3 separate regions of the Homo sapiens genome follow, and all the other regions are linked to region 3. The links are chromatin loops, found by intact Hi-C in ENCODE. Cell type or tissue: heart left ventricle. All regions are shown on one strand. Each heading gives the region's core, and the rest is flanking DNA. Links, peaks and the distances in the headings are about the cores only.

What was found. Hi-C counts contacts between places; a loop is a spot of excess contacts. Peaks named below come from ENCODE experiments on the same cell type or tissue, not always from the same donor. Only the 100,000 strongest peaks of a DNase experiment are listed, where the experiment ranks them.
Region 1: a loop joins it to region 3, with 4 times the contacts of the local background. A loop is called at or near these places in 29 of 110 quality-filtered maps.
Region 2: a loop joins it to region 3, with 2.6 times the contacts of the local background. A loop is called at or near these places in 29 of 110 quality-filtered maps.

The regions. Positions count from the first base shown.
Region 1 is chr4:140,845,196-140,849,195 of GRCh38, forward strand. No RefSeq gene overlaps it. Among named protein-coding and RNA genes, the nearest start is that of TBC1D9, 91 kb to the left of the region's middle. In heart left ventricle, for the core only: no CTCF peak of the experiment used is centred there; no DNase peak of the experiment used is centred there.
Region 2 is chr4:140,644,274-140,648,273 of GRCh38, forward strand. The region is part of intron 13 of TBC1D9 (TBC1 domain family member 9); the gene reads right to left. Among named protein-coding and RNA genes, the nearest start is that of TBC1D9-AS1, 66 kb to the right of the region's middle. In heart left ventricle, for the core only: no CTCF peak of the experiment used is centred there; DNase peaks (open chromatin) are centred at 258, 358, 878 and 1,538; H3K27ac peaks cover 312 bases.
Region 3 is chr4:140,752,383-140,760,852 of GRCh38, forward strand. TBC1D9 (TBC1 domain family member 9) reads right to left here and starts at 4,003. Exons shown (of 21, transcript NM_015130.3): 1 at 3,534-4,003. The coding sequence starts at 3,663. RefSeq lists a silencer at 3,356-4,045 and enhancers at 3,701-4,343, 4,344-4,985, 4,476-4,525. In heart left ventricle, for the core only: a CTCF peak has its summit at 4,547; DNase peaks (open chromatin) are centred at 3,469, 4,039 and 4,459; H3K4me3 peaks cover 2,924 bases; H3K27ac peaks cover 3,026 bases.

The DNA.
Region 1 (4,000 bases), core at 1-4,000, 90 kb after region 3:
CCAGAGTGAATGTATCATTTTATATTTCTATCAACAACATATGAGTGATCTAGTTTCTCTCCATTCTTGAAAGCATTTGTTGTTGTTCCTATTTTTAAAAAATTTAAACATCCCAATGGATATGTAGGGATAGCTCATGGTGGTTTTAACTTGCATTTTCTTAATGATTAATAATGTTGAACACCTTTTTATGTGCTTATCTGTCATCTGTATATCTGAAAAGCAGAATATCTCTTCATGTCTTTTCCCCATGTTCTAATTGGATTGTTTGTTTTTTTTATTGTTGAGTTTTAAGAGTTTTATCTATACTAGTCCTTTGACGGATAAGTGTTTTGTAAATATTTTCTCCCATTCTGTAGCTTGTCTTTTTAAAAAATGTTTTATAGGGTCTTTTACAAAACAAAAGTTTTTAATTTTGGTGATAGCAAATGTATCAGTTTATCCTTTTATAAATTATACTTTTGCTATGAAGTCTAAGAACTCCTTGTCTAGCAATAGAGGCCCCGTATTTTCTCTTAAAAGTGTCACAGCGTAATGTTTTACATTTAAATCTATTTTCCATTTTCAGTTAATTTTGTAGAAGGTGTGAGACTTAAGCCAATTTTTTTCTCTCTATGGTTGTCCAATTGTTTTAGCACCATTTGCTAAAAAGGCTGTTTTTCTTCCATTAAATTGTTTTTGCACTTTGTCAAATGCTGGTTTGGTATATTTGTGCGGGTCTATTTCTGTTTTCACTATTCTGTTCCATTGATTGATGTGTCTATTCCTCTGCCCATGCCACATAGTCTTTTTTTTTTTTTTTTTTTTTGACAAAGTCTTGCTCTTTGGCCCAGGTTGTGGCCTAGGCTGGAGTGCAGTGGCGCGGTCTTGGCTCACTGCAACCTCTGCCTCCTGGGTTTAAGTGATTCTAGGACCTCAGCCTCCAAAGTTGCTGGGATTAGAGGCATGCACCACCACACCTGGCTAATTTTTGTATTTTTAGTAGAGACGGAGTTTTACCATGTTGGCCAGGCAGTCTCAAACTCGTGGCTTCAAGTGATCCACCTGCTTCAGCCTACCAAAGTGCTAGGATTATAGGTGTGAGCCACTGCTCCTGGACCCATGCCACACAGTATTAATAAGTCTATAATAAGTCTTGGAAATGAGTAAATTGATATCTCTGACTTAATTTTTCATTTCCAAAATTGTTTTAGAGATTCTAGTTTCTCCTCATTATCATATAAATTTTAGATTATTCTTGTATATATCTACAAAAATTCTTGCTGGAATTTTGATAGAAACTGTGGTAAACCTGTATATCAATCTGTGGAGAAGTGACACTTGTTGAGTTCTTCAGTTCATGAACATGGAAAGCATCTCTATTTATTTAGTTCTTTTTCAGCTTCTTTCACCAGCATTTTGTAGTTTGTAGCATGTAAGTGAGTGGTGAACATGCTTTGTTACATTTACACTTAAGTATTTATTTTTTTGTTATTGCCACTGGCATTGTATTTTAATTTCAATGTTCATGGGCTCATTGGTAGCATATAGAAATACAATAGAGTTTTTGTATGTTAATCTTATATCTTGTGATCTTGCTAAACTCACTTATTAGTTCTAAGAGGTTTTTGTTTGTTTGTTTTTGGAGAGTCCATGGGCTTTTCTATGTAATCATGTTATCTGCAGATGGGGACAGTTTATTTCTTCCTTTCTGATCTCTATGCTTTTTATTTCCCTTTCCTGATTCATTGCACTGGCTGGAACTTCCAGCATTGTGTGGAGTAAGAGGGATGGGAGCAGACATCCTTGTCATGTTCTAAGTCTTATGAGGAAAGCATTCTGTCTTTCACCATTAAGTATAATGATAGCTGTATGTTCTCTATAGATGCTCTTTATCAGGTTGAGAAAGTCCCCTCTATTCCTATTTTTCTTTCAGGTTTTTTTTTCACTTGTGAGTGGGTATTACATTTTACTAAATTCTTTTTCTGCATTTGTTGATACAATCATGAGATTTTTCTTCTTTAATTTGTTAATATTGTAGATGACATTGGTTAATTTTTAAACATGATGCCAGCTTTGCATCTTTGGAATAAATTCTACTTGGCCATTGTCTTAGTCTATTCAGACTGCTATAATACAATACCTGAGATCAGGTAATTTAGTAGAAATGTATTGTTCATAGTTCCAGGGGCTGGAAAATCCAAGATCAAGGCACTAGCAGATTTGGTGTCTGGTGAGGGCTTGCTCTCTGCTTCCATAGATGGTGCCTTGTTGCATCCTCACATGACAGAAGGGCAAAGCTACTCCCATTAATCTCTTTTATAAGGGCACTGATTCCATTCATGAGGGCTTTGCCTTCATGACTTAATCACCTCTCAAAAGGACCCACCTCTTAATACCACCAAAATAGGGATTAGGGTTCACTATAAATTTTGGAAGGACACATTCATACCATAGCAATCACAGTGTATAATTCTTTTTATATTTTACTAGATTCTATTTGCTAATATTTTGTTAAGGACTTTTGCCTCTATATTCATGAGGAATATTCACCAGTAGGTTTTTTTTTTGTGCTGTCTTTGTCTGGTTTTAATATCAGGGTCATATTCGCTTCAGAAAATAAATTGAGAGTTGCTTGGATTGCTTCTATTTTCTGGAAGAGATTTTGTAGAATTGGTGTTGATTCTTCTTTACTTATTTATTTTTTTAGACACAGTTTCACTCTGTCACCCAGGCTGGAGTGCAGTGGTGGGGCTACTGCTTACTGCAGCCTTGACCTCCTGGATAAAAAATCTTCCCACCTAAGCCTTCTTAGTAGCTGGGACTATAGGCATGCACCTCTACACCTGGCTGAGTTTTGTATTTTTTTTGAAGAGGTGGGGTTTCACCATGTCGCTCAGGCTGGTCTTGAACTCCTGGGCTTAAGCTCAAAGAACCAGCTATTTGTTTCATTGATTTTTTTTCAATCATTTTTCTGTTTCCAATTTCATTTCTTACCTTGAAATGTTTTTTGAGAAGCTCTTCATCTTCACAATTTCATTGATTTTCTAATTTTTTGTAGTTTCATAGTTTTCTTCCTTCTACTTATTTTGCTTTTCTTTTTCTAGGTTTTTGAGGTGGAAGCTTAGATTATTTTTAATTTTAATTTTTGTGGGGAAGCTTAGATTATTGATTTAAGTTTTTTTCTTTTCTATTATGTGTATGTGGTGCTATGAATTTCTGTTGCTTTGAATTCACTGGGCTTTTTGATTCTGTGAATAGTGTTTTTCATTGGTTCTGAAAATCTTCATTGTCTCTTTAAATACTGTCCCTGCCTTATTCTTTTCCTTCTTACCCTCAGAGATACCCATTAAACACTTGTGGTATTCTTTATGTCCCTTACCTTTTTTTCTGTATCAGCAATCTTTTTGTCACTCAGTCCTTCATTGTGAATAGTTGTCCCCCCACTATTTTTCAGTATATTAATTTTTTTCTTCACCTGTGTCTAATCTGCTAATAAACCAATTCATCTACTGAGTTTTAAATTTTGGTATTTTATTACTTTTTTTCTGAAAGTTCCATTTGATCCTTTTCAAAAACTGTTTTATACTTTAAATTGTAAAAATATATGTCAGTTCATAGTTTCTCCTTCCTTTCAGATGTTATTAATTTTTAAACAAAAAATTTAAATATAGTTAATACAGTTAATTTATATAATTCTAAGACTTGAAGTCTTTGTAGTTCTGTTTCTGTGGTCTGTATTCTGCCAGATATTTCTTATGACATCTACTTTCTTTGTGTATCTGGCTATTTTTGGCTTAGTTTTGGACAAATTTTTTGATGCCTAATATGAAATTGGCTTTTTTTTCCCAGAAAGTATTTGTATTTGATTCTGCAAGGTATCTAGAGGCACTACCAGTTTAAGACAACTTTAAACTAAATTTAAGCCTTGAAATTACCTGGAAAATACAGGATACTCAGGAGAGTTTAACTGAGGTTGTGGTTCTGTGCTAGGACTGGTCTATGGGGGGGGGGGTCTTTA
Region 2 (4,000 bases), core at 1-4,000, 110 kb before region 3:
GGGGTCTCTTCCTTGCGGGTGATACCCGGGGTGGACAGCAGGGAGTGGGGAGGCAGGCTGGTGGGGTGGGAGCTAGGGGTAGCAGGGTAGGTGTAGGCAGGCGCCTTGGACACGTCCTCCAGCGGCTGGATGACCTTGGCCTTCAGGGCGGCCATGGGGGACGCGCGGGGCGATGGCGGCGGGCTCACCGCCTTGCCATAGATGCTCGCAGGGCCGGCAGCCAGGCGGGGGGCTTTCGCAGCAGCATCCCAGGGCAAGCGGTGGCCAGGCCAGCCTTGCCCCCGGCCCCCAGGCCCCAGTTGCTCCACTTCTCCTCCATCTCTGCCTGGTACTCCTCTGCGCCTTCAGCCGCTCCAGCTGGGTGCTTCTTTGCAGTTCCAGGGCCTGGGCCGCCCGCTGCTGCAGGTACAGGAACTCCTGCAGCTGCAGGAAGTGCTGCAGCGAAAAGAGCTGCAACTGCTGGGCCTGGTGCAGGGGGCTGCAGCCTGGAGAGTACAGGGCGGGGCAAAGGGGCAGCACGGTGGCCCGCTCCATCAGCTCCGCAAAGTGAGGCAGGTGATCTCTGGGAATGACCAACAGCTGGCCCGACTGGGAGTCCCTGACAAACTGGTAGGGCGACAGCAGGGAGCCCCCAGGCTGGGTGGGAACGCAGGGGCCATGCCCTAGTGCAGAGATGGAGGTCCCAAGCCCCAGGGGTGTCCGGCAAGCCACATGGACATGCTGCCCGAGCGGGACAACCAGGGGTGCGTGGCCAGATGGGTTGCGGGGTCCACAGACCAGCAACCGGAGCCTGCCAGCACTGGGCCCCAGGTCACCAGGAGGTTGGGGTTCAGGCCTTTAGGAGCACAGCTGGTAGGGTGCACGTGGGCCAGGTCAGCCAGCTCATTACTCTCTCTGAGCAGCTTCTCCTGATCTCAGTCCAGCCAGGCCCCCAGCAGCCATTACTCCTGGTGTCTGGCCCGGTGTCCACACAGTCCTCATCTGCTTGGCTGTGCTCTTTCACATTACTCAGTGACAGAGGGTGCTCCTGGTCTGCCAGCCCAGGCCCCAGCCAGCCACTGCTGCCACTATCCTTCTGCAATGCCCACAGGCGGGTGTCGCACTTCTGCTTCACCCTGGACACCAGAGCCCGCGCATCCAAATGCCTTGGCACTCTCCGGCCTCTCTGGGTCGCGCTTCAGCTGCGGGCCCCTGCCCACTGCTATCATCTCCACTTTTAACTACCCCTAAGCCACTATCCTCTCTTGCGAGAGCCTCTATATACATCTCCGCACTTCCTCCAGGCATGCATCATTATCTTCCCCCAGTAGTAAGAATGGTTCTAAAACCAGAGTCAGACAACACTCTTCCTTTGTTTAAAATTCCAGTGATTTTTCATCCTCTCTTGGGATAAAATTCCAAGGCCTCTAAGCCCTTCATGCTCTTTCCACCTTTCACAATGCCCTCTCTGACCAGCCACCACCAACCTCTTCTTACTCATTAGTTCTAGTGGCCTCTTCATGTTCCCCAAGTGCATCATGCAGGCTCCCTGCCAGCCACGGCCTGAGCACCGGCTGCTGGCTGCCCCCTCTGTGCTTCTCTCAGACAGCACTGTATTCGGTCCTCCATGGCATCTGTGTCTCTGCTAATTGTCATCTCACCAGAACAATAAACGCTCAGAGAAACAGTATGTCCCCACCCTTCACTGTGCCATGTTCCTTCTTACTTGAATTTAGCACCACTTTGCATTTGTTTTTGTTTGTTGGTTTGTTTTTGCTTAGTAAATCTATCACCACTTACTCTATGGCAGAGACTGTGTGACCAGGACATGAGCCGAGGACAGTGCTGATTCACATGTAAGTGCTCAACAAATATTTGCTGAACTTAGGGGGTCCTCATGATCATTCCAGGAAGTAAGTGCTCTTCCTATCCCCATTTCAGAGACAAAGAAATCGTAGTTTAGCCAAAATCATTAACTTGCCCAAGTCTACACAGCTGGTAAGCAGCAAAGCTAAGTTCAAACCCAGGTCGTCTGATTTGAGAACTCGTGCTCTTAGCTCCATCCCGGGGAAACTCCCTGGCACCTTACCTTTCTGACTTGCTGCACAGCACAGTAGGCACCCAATAACTGGCTAGGGATGCCAGATTCAATGAATAAAAGCATAGGAAATACAGGATGCCCAGTTAAATTTGAATTTCAGGAAAACAATGAATACTTTTTTACTATAAGTATATCCCAATCAATATTAATTAATCCTGTATTTTTTTCTGACATCCCTATAAATAGCACCACTCTATAGATCAGTCTGTGTAGTGGACTCTAAACTATCCTATTTCCTAAGTTGGAGTTTACAGCAAAAAAGACTATGCCTTTCTAGTACCTTTTACTTTCTGTTTTGGAAGGACTAATCCAGGGAATTGAAAGGAATGACCCAGGCATTCCTTTCAGATAATCAGAGCAAAAGAGTACACTGACATCTCTGAATCTTCCCAGTCCATGTTCCACCAGCAATGTGGTGAGTGGGTCTCAACCTTACAAAAGCAGGATTTATGGAAGAAACTTCTTATCTCCAAGGAAGTGCCTTCCAAAGGTGGAATCAGATTCTTCTCAACAATGAAGATGCAATATTTATTTGCACTGAAAAGCTGGAATTCAAGAGTTAGTAGGGGCTGCCATTAATGATGAAAAGCAATCATATTTAATTCACTATGGGGTTTTATCTTTGGCTAGGAAAGAAAAACTTTCAAGGAAGGTAAGTATTTTGATCCAAACAGAAAAGCAGTGAGCATCCATTGCAAATTACATGCCTACTGATGAAGAACTGGATTTATTACTTCAAACTGGGCCATAGGATGCCTGTGATCAATAAAAAACACTAGCTGTGAGACAGAAGGAAAGACAGTTTTATTGTACCTACAATTGTTAGGGACATTAACATGCCATCTCATTTGCACCTTACAATAACTTTAGTGAGTCTAGACTGCTACCTCTGTTTTGCGAATGGGCAAACCAAGGCTTGGAGAGGTTAATTAAGTCCCCCAGAGTTCCACAGTGGCTGAGCTGCAAGTGGTCTGAGGCTCAGATAAATAGCTCTGTAACTCCACCAACTACCATTCTATCATAGGCAGTAAGTTCTTCCTTGTCTCTGGGTTGAAAAGAACATAAATTTTGGAGCTAGACAAAATTTGATTCAAATTATTGTTCTTTGACTAATTACCTATGTGAGTGGGCAACTCAGTTGAATCTTCTGACCCTGTTTCTTCCTCTATAAAATGAGACCCCAAAGCTGTCCTTGTAAAACTGTGTTGGAGATAAAGTTCCAATAATAGTAACTAATATTAAACATTGGCTTTGTAATCTTTTGCAGGGTGCCAAGCAAAAGAGCTATTTCCTCACAAGCCTGACATTCAAAGAGCCCCGTGTGTCTTAGATCTAATTAATATCAACTAGAAATGGATTCTGCTATTTGTTAGGCAGGGCCCCTTCCTCAGCCAGGACTCTGCAACTTGCCAGAGACAGAACACAGTGGCCCTTCCCTCTGGAGCAAATGGTCCCAACCTAAATGTAAACCGTGGACTCCAAGTTCCTGCTTGGTTATTTCTGGAGGATTTGTAAAGGAATGTGAACAATTAGAATGACATGGGGGTCTCTCCCTCCCCCGACTTTGGGGGGGGTCTCTCCCTCCCCCGACTTTGGGAGGGGCTCTGCCAGAATTAAATGCTAAAAATAGGACAAACAAAACTTGGCTCAGTAAATGCTGCAGCCAACACTTCCCATTACCCAAAACAAAGACACAGGTGTGGATATAATACCTTCTCTCAGGCACCACATATTCCAGTTCCTTGAGAAGTGCTAGTTCACTAATATCACAATAATACTTGTTCCAGCAAACAGAATTTGTGCTGGAGGTGAGGGAGCCTATAATTATTTTAATTTTCTAAAATTTCCCTTCCTTAAACAATAAACACAATTATCCATCTTTGTTTATATCTCTTATCCAACTCAACTATTTTAAAAATT
Region 3 (8,470 bases), core at 2,567-6,566:
TATAGTGTTTAGGGATATGTTCTTTGGAAAAACTACAAAGAAAATCAAGGAAGTGTTTACAAAAAAGCATGAGGATAGTCTTTATCTTTGGGGGAGGTGACAATGATTGGCTGAGAATCACAAGGGGGCTTTTGGCACATTAGCAGTGTTCTATATTTTTTATCCTGGTGTTCTATTTTTTTTTATCCTGGTGTTGGTTGCCAAGTGTTCACATTGTAGTAGATCACTGCACTTTGCATCTGATTTCTGTAATTTTATGTATATGTATGAAATCTCAGTCAAAGGGGGTTAAATAAATCAATCAAATGCATCCACAATGGAAGACTTCATTGCACCAATGCCTATACATATTGCTTGGAATCAGGAACCTAGAATATCTTAATTTTTAAAAAATGTTAAGTGTCCTCAACTTTGACCCACTGTTTTTTATAGCTTTCTGTGCTAATCTTTCCAAGCTCCCTGATGACCACACTTTGAGACCACTTCTGGCCAGTTCACACTGGGCAAGTTTCCCTACTCATCTGTCATCTATTTGCTGGGTGTACACATGTACACTGATCCAGATAATGCATATTATGTAAAGGTCCTGAGATCTTCCAGAAAATCTCCAACAGCTGATATCTAACACTTACTCTTCCCTCCTCTCCTCACAGGCAGATCTTTTTCTTTCTTCAGTTCTAAGCTCAAGCGTCACTTCCTCAAGGAATCTTTCCTTTGCCTCCACCTCCAAGACCCCATCACTTAACTGGGACTAACCAACATCATGTTCCTCTTCTTATGATATTTGTTCTGATCATTCTCAGTTTGCCCCCATCCATTCCTGGGAGGCTGATCCCAAGAAACTACATTACCAGGACTCTTTCCAGCTAGATTCTTTTTTTTTTTTCCTTTTCTAGCGATAAGGTCTCACCATGTTGCCCAGTCCGGATTTGAATGCCTAGGCTCAAACCATCCTCCAGCCTCAGCCTCCCCAGCAGCTGGGACTACAGGCATACACCACCATGCCCAGTTCCTTAGCTGGCTTCTATTGGGTTCCAGGGATGGGAGGCAGTGGCAGAAGCTGGGAGGGTGGGAGAAGAGAGAAGTCAGGGCATGTACTCCCCACTCCCTTTCTGCTATTGTCTATGTTTTTACAAGTAGCTGCTTCTCTCCAGGCTCAAGTTCCTCTTCCCTGGCTCCAGCTCTCACGGACTCCTGAGAGTCCTGCCTCTGGTTTGCCTTACACCAGTTCAAATAACCATGCCTCTATTTTTCGAAGTTGTCTTTTCACTCATCTCTCTTCATTTGGATTCTGTTTTCTGCTGGGACTCTGTAGAGTGGCAATTTTACTTTAATTTATGTGATTATTTCATCAATACCTGTCTTCTACTAGGCTTGAGCTTCACAACATTAGCACTTCTAGAAGTTGCCAACAAATATTTGTTAAATGATTTAGTGAGTTAGTGAATGAATGAACTTACATTAGAATCAGAATATACTACACATTGTGTAACATTTCTAAAATGTTCCTGCTACATTTGACATGGCACCAAGGTATTAGACCAAACATTTTACCTCTCTTGCTTGAAAATAGCCTTTGTTGTCATAAATACTTTTACTCATGACAATGATTTCAATTATTCCATTAATAAGTGCAATCACTGTGATTTCTCAATTTACAAGATGTAATTTTACCTAAGTGAAAGAAGTCATTGATGACAAGATGAGATTTCAAGTGGACCGTAGTCAGTTATAGCTCTAAGAACCAGTAGGAACACAATACAAATGTTAAGCAGAAAAAGAAGGCTCTGAATCCCTGAATTTTTCACATCCTATTACAAATGACACAGGTAAATGAATACTTAATGCTTACAAGGTGTAGGAGGGTTAATTGCAGAAGGAAATGTTCTCTTTTTACTACAATAAATTATCTACTCTGTGTTGTTGTCCTAGGCTTAAAGGACTACATGGGCCGGGTGAGGTGGCTCACGCCTTTAATCCCAGCACTTCGGGAGGCCAAAGTGGGCGGATTATTTGAGATCAGGAGTTCAAGACCAGCCTGGCCAACATGGTGAAACCCCATCTATTAAAAATACAAAAAAAATTAGCCGGGCGGGTTGGTGCATGCCTGTAGTCCCAGCTACTCAGGAGGCTGAGGCAGGAGAATCACTTGAACCCAGGAGAAGGAGGTTGCAGTGAGCCGAGATCACGCCACTGCACTCCAGCCTGGGCGACAAAGCAGGACTCTGTCTCAAAAAAAAAAAAAAAAAAAAAAAAAAAAAGGACAATGTGGGCTGATTCCAATATTAGATATGTAAATTACATATTAACATTTAGAGTTAGATAACTTCTACAAAATGACCTGGAAAATCCTGGTATCAGATCACTAGTAAGTATTTCCAGAATGGGGTCTGGAGCTCTGCAGATTTATCTTTTCTGGTAGAATCAAGATCCTTCAAACATACCAGTATACATTGTACCACATGACACCTGAATTTTAATCTTAAGAAAATTAGTTTATAAATATAATCATAAGTAAATACATATATCAAGAATCTTTATTTCATAGCACAGCATTTGAAAGCAACAATTTACCTATTGTGCAAACTCCAGGTGATATATGAGGTTGATATAAGCTCAACTCTGAGGAGGGTCAAAGTTCATCTCTTTTTTGCAGTCTCCTTTCTAGTGAAACCTCTACTATTTCTTCTGCTAACTTTTTCACTGTAAAAAGTATTCCAGTTCTGTTCATTCTAAATAACACAGAGATGGAGAAGGTCCAATTTCTCTAGTATGGTATGAGTTCGAGATTATTTCTAATATGGCACTACTTTGGATATGGGTCTGACTGATCTTATTATCCTGAATGATATGACATGGCTTCAGCAACAATTACAATAATACCTTGAAGGGAGGGGGTTTAGGGAAGAAGTGATTGAGCAAAAATAGTTAAAATGCAGTTATACAGCCAATTATTTTTACAACTAGAACCAGACAATTTGCTTTGCTTTATGTCTAATTAGGTGAAACAAAAAAATTCCTGTTTCCGTATTCATTCTCTTCGGTCATAACTCATATAGGAAATGACCACATCAGTTCCTTACTTATCGCTTCCCTGGAAACAAAAGAGCATTTTATACCTGATCCTGCTGTTGCCAGTAAAGAAAGTGGAGCAAAAATTAACCTTCTTCCATCCCTCTTTTCCATTTGGAAAACAATATTTTTAAGGGGGGGAGGGGAAGGGAATGATGCATTCAATATATAGGGGATAATACATTCCCTCCGCCCCAGACTCACTCTTTCCCATTCTCCTCAACATATCCACTTAAAGAGCGCTCAGTACGCTGAGGGCCCCAAGCCTGACAGAGTCAAAAAAAGAAGCATCTCTGCCCAACCTGAACATCACGACTCTCGATGCCTCGCATACAACGAGGCAGGGCGGGTCGCCCAGCCCCAGGGGACCGGGCGGCGTCTCCCGAGCCTGCAGCCCAGGCCGCGGGCGGCGCCGCAGCGCTCCCGGCTCCCCTCCTGCAGGGATCGGCCACGGTCCTTACCCGCCAGTCCGCCGCCGCCGCCTCCATCGCCGGCGTGGCCCTTCCTCCGCTGCAGGATGAAGTATGGGTTGGCCCTCTCGGTGATCCACAGCGCGTTGGCCAGCAACACCTCCTCCGGGTTCACCCACATGGTCCTGGCTGCCGCGGGCGGGCGCACAATGGGCCCGTGGGTCCAGTCCTGCACCCACCACCGCGACAGGCGCGCACTCCTGGGCACACGCGCGCCCGCCCGCCCGTCCGCTAGGTGCGGCGGCGGCGGCGGCAGGCGACTTCAGGGGGTGGCCCGCGGCGTCCGGGCCACAACAAAGCCCCAGCAGGCGGCCCGGGAGGACGGTGAGGACGCGGGCGCGGCAAGCAGCATCCTCCCCGCGGCGTCGCCGCCCCGCGAGAGCCCGCGGCCGCAGACGCCCGGCCTGGCACTCTGCAGCCCGGCTCCCGGCCCACGGCGGCGGGAGGAGCGGGAGGAGGAGGAAGAGGAGGAGGAAGGGAGCGGGAGGAGGAGGAAGTGGTATAGCTCAGTCCCGGGATCCGGCTCAGCGCCAGGCAGGGCTAAGGGCCACCCGAGCGGATTCGGCCCCGCGGTCAGGGCCAAGCTGGGCTCCGGCGCTGCTGCTCCCGCGGCGCCGACTGGAGCTCCAGAGCCCCTCCCGTCTCTACCTGCTCGAGCTCCCGAAGTCGCCGCGCCTTAACGCGCCGTGTCGGGGCCGCAGGCGCCACTAGGGAAGCCCAGCTCCCCGCTGGAAGGACGCTCCGGACACTGCGAATGAATGACGACAACGCGGCTCACTTGGAGCGGGTCCGGGTTTGTGCGGACTCGGTACCACCGCGGGCTCCGCGCGCCGAGCTGAGCAGCTGTGGCTGGCTTCGGGGGAACCTTCGGGGGAAGCTCCTGGGGACCGTGTGCCAAGCACTGGGCCCGACGCCCATCCCAGCAGGGAGGACGCCGCCAGCCTGCGTGGGTGCGTGTGTGCTGTTTGTGTTTAAGGTTGACGCTCTATGGGATAGCGCCACCCCTTTTCCCAGGAAAAGTGTTTCAAGGTTCCAGACCTGGAGCTCGGTTAGAGACCCGGGGTCGGAAGCCAACGCAGCCAATGGTCGTCGATGTTTTTGTTTCCTGCATCCCCAGGGCAAGTCATGCGCTAAACTTGTCACCGCTTGTGACCCCTCCCCCCTCTCCATTCCATTGTAATTAAAGTGGCCTAGCTAAGTGCATTACATCACTTCTTTCCTTGACCTGTAGGGCGTGAGCAATAGAGAAGTTGGAAGCGGCCCAAAAGCTTAGACCAACTAATTCACACCACAGCTGTTCCTATATCGCATTTGGGGCTTCGAAAACTGGGCATGGCAGAATTTTAAAATTTATCCACTCTTGGTAGATGGATTTTTTTTTTAATCAGTGAAACCAGAAACACACAAACCAGGGCAGCTTTATCCCTAGACAGTTTCAGTTTCCCCAAATACTTCGAGCTTCCAGTGGTGATCACAGCCCATCTGCCTACATATCTGATGACCATTTTTTTTTCCTCCCGCCCAGGAGATCTGGAGGATAGTTCAGCCAAAAAAAAAAAAAAAAAAAAAAAAAAAAAAGTTCCTCTTCCCAAATGATGGGAATTTAGCAGACTCTGCTTTGTTGTGGATGCTGGGCAATCCTAGGGACTTTTCCCTTTCCAAATGAGCAGAGATTCAAATGAAACCTTCTTGTGTGGGCTTCAAAATTGTGACTTTTGTAGCTCCGACTTGAATTGTTGAATTCCTTCAATTAGTCGAATGAGCAAATCACCAGCCATTCTAATGAGACTGCCATTTCATCTGTTCGCTTCCTACCGCTTGGGCTCTCAAGGAATGGAAGTTTCCCTTGATGTTACCACACAGACTGATCTGCTTCTTCCAGGCATCAGTGGAAACCTCATGTATTTAACACAGACTCAAAAAACTCATTTGGCACTTTTGGTCACAGTGCAGTGCCTTCAGTCACAAAATCTGCAAATAAAAAGCAAACAATAAGATTATAAGTCATACATATGCAAAAATTATATTAATATATCATGTAACTTTTATATTTTTGAAGTGTTTCCATAGGTATTCTTTTACTTGATATAATTGGTATTTTTAAAAACTCTAAGTGCCTTAATACCATGTTGGGGTTTGGAAAATGATACCACAAAGCATGGTGCTTTGGCATGCTGAGTACTTTGAACTAAAGGAGATTGAAAGGCCTCAGAAGCAGTTTCTCTCTGACCTCCTTCTGCCCTCCTGTCTCCCACCTCTCTTTCTCCCCCAAAGTGAGTCATGGAAACTAAAGGCAGGTCATAGAAACTAAAACCCCTCTTCCCAAAGGAAGCTACAAAACCTAGAAATATTACCATTCCTCACTCTTCTGTGTAAGAGCAGACATAAAGAATAGAGAAATAAAGAAATTATCTACCCTACCTTGTTGGATAGTAGGTCCCCTTTCCAAAGGAGTCCTGCTCTAAACCCAGGAGGAGGGAAAGCTATACGGAGAGGCCAAGAAGAATCTGAACAGACAGACTGGGTCTGTTCTCAGTCTATTACCATTGGATCTTACCCTTTTGTCCAACCACATCTACATGGCTGCCCACTCTTCATTGAACCTAAGCACAAAAATGGACAGAGCGAGACTCTCTCAAAAAAATAAACAGGCTGGGCATGGTGGCTCATGCCTGCAACCCCAGCATTTTGGTAGGCAGAGCCAGGAGGACCCCATCTGTATTAAACCAGAGAGACCCCATCTCTATTAAAAAAAAATAGACAGGTTTCCCTGGGTTTTTCCGTCTTCATTTCTGAAGGTTCCCATGTCACCTAAAACTTTGATTAAACAAATGTGTTGTGCTTTTCTCTTGTTAGCCTGTCTTTTGTTATAGGTGTGTTGGCTATGACCCTTATGGGAAGGAAAGATATCACACCTTTTCCCCTACAACAATCTTTTGTTTTTGTTTTGTTTGAGACAAAGTCTCGCTCTGTCACCTAGGCTGGAGTGCAGTGGCACGATCTCAGCTCACTGTAACCTTCACCTCCCAGTTCAAGTGATTCTCCCACCTCAGCCTCCTGAGTAGCTGGGACTACAGGTGTGAGCCACGACGCCCAGCTAATTGTTGTATTTTTAGGAGAGACGGGGTTTCACCACGTTGGCCAGGCTGGTCTTGAACTCCTGACCTCAAGTGATCCGCCCGCCTTGGGGCCTCCCAAAGTGCCAGAAGCCACCATGCCCGGCCTACAACAATCTTTTGGCTTGCCCTTGGCATGCTGCTTAAGGTTGTGGTTTCACACCAAAACCTATACCCTAGCCCCAAAATGTAAGTTACTTTGGCCTTTTTTATATACTGGTACCAAGTGCTATTTACTTATACAATTTATTCATTCATTCATTCATTCATTCACTTATTCAACATATAATTATTGAATGCCTACTATACTCTAGGCCTTGGAATAAAAAGTGAACAAGGCCAGGCGTGGTGGCTCAAGCCTGTAATCCTAGCACTTTCGGAGACCGAGGCAGGTGGATTGCCTGAGCTCAGGAGTTCGAGACCAGCCTGGACAACAAGGTGAAACCCCGTCTCTACTAAAATGCAAAAAATTAGCCAAACGTGGCACCATGCACCTGTAGTCTCAGCTACTCTGGAGGCTGAGGCAGGAGAATTGCTAGAACACGGGAGACGGAGGTTGCAAGGAGCTGAGATCACGCCACTGCACTCCAGCCTGGATGACAGAGTGAAAAAAAGTGAACAAAACATACAAAGTCCCTGCTTTTGTGAAGATTAAAATGTAACCAAAACAAGCTTATAAAAATTTGCTTTGAGAACAAGATTGGACACCAAGAGGAAAGAAGAAACATTTTAAAATCCTTAGCCATTTTCTAGTTTCTTGGAAGATTTAGAGCACATTCTCTCCAGGAAATCATGCCATTATTATCATGACTTGTGATAACCTGTAGTAAAAGGACATTGCAAAAAACTAGAGAAACTATAAGGAGTTTTGGTGGCTTTCCAGTCCCATAGTGCTACCTACTCAATTAAATGTGACTTTGAAAAAAAAAAAAAAGACAATCAAATATACCTAGACAAGAAATGACATAAGGAGAACCTAATTAATCTAACTAGTTCCTCTGTGAAATACATGACTATTTTTAGCTTTCAATTTATTCTCACTGGTTTTAAGCCCTAGGATAGTCTCAGACCACCTGAAGAGGAAAAGCATTCAACAGATGCCTAGATAAGGTAGAGGTAGATGATGTCTTTGTCTGCCTGCCTGCCTGCCTTCCTTCCTTCCTTCCTGCCCTCTGTCCCTCCCTCCCTCACTTCTCTCTTTCCTTCCTTCCTTCCTTCATTCCTTCCTTCCTTCCTTCTTTCTTTCTTTCTTTTGACAGAGTCTTGCTCTGTCACCCAGTCTAGAGTACAGTGGCACAATCTTGGCTCACTGCAACCTCCACCTCCCAGGTTCAAGCAATTCTCCTACCTCAGCCTTCCCAGTAGCTGGGATTATAGGTGCCCGCCACTGCGCCCGACTAATTTTTGTATTTTTTTAGTAGAGACGGGGTTTCACTATCTTGGCCAGGCTGGTCTTGAACTCCTGACCTCGTGATCCACACGCTTCGGTCTCCCAAAATTCTGGGATTACAGGCGTGAGCCACCGCACCCAGCCGTGTCTTTCTGTCCCTCAGATCTCTCACTCTCTCCTCCAACCCTAATAGGGTTCCTATTTTTTTTTTTTTTTTTTTTTTTTGAGACGGAGTCTCTCTCTGTCACCTAGCCTGGAGTGCAGTGCCGCCATCTTGGCTCACTGCAACCTCTGCCTCCTGGGTTCAAGTGATTCTCCCGCCTCAGCCTCCCAAGTAGCTGGGATTACAGGCGTGAGCCACCATGCCCAGCTAACTTTTGTACTTTTAGTAGAAACGGGCTTTTACCATGTTGGCCAGGCTG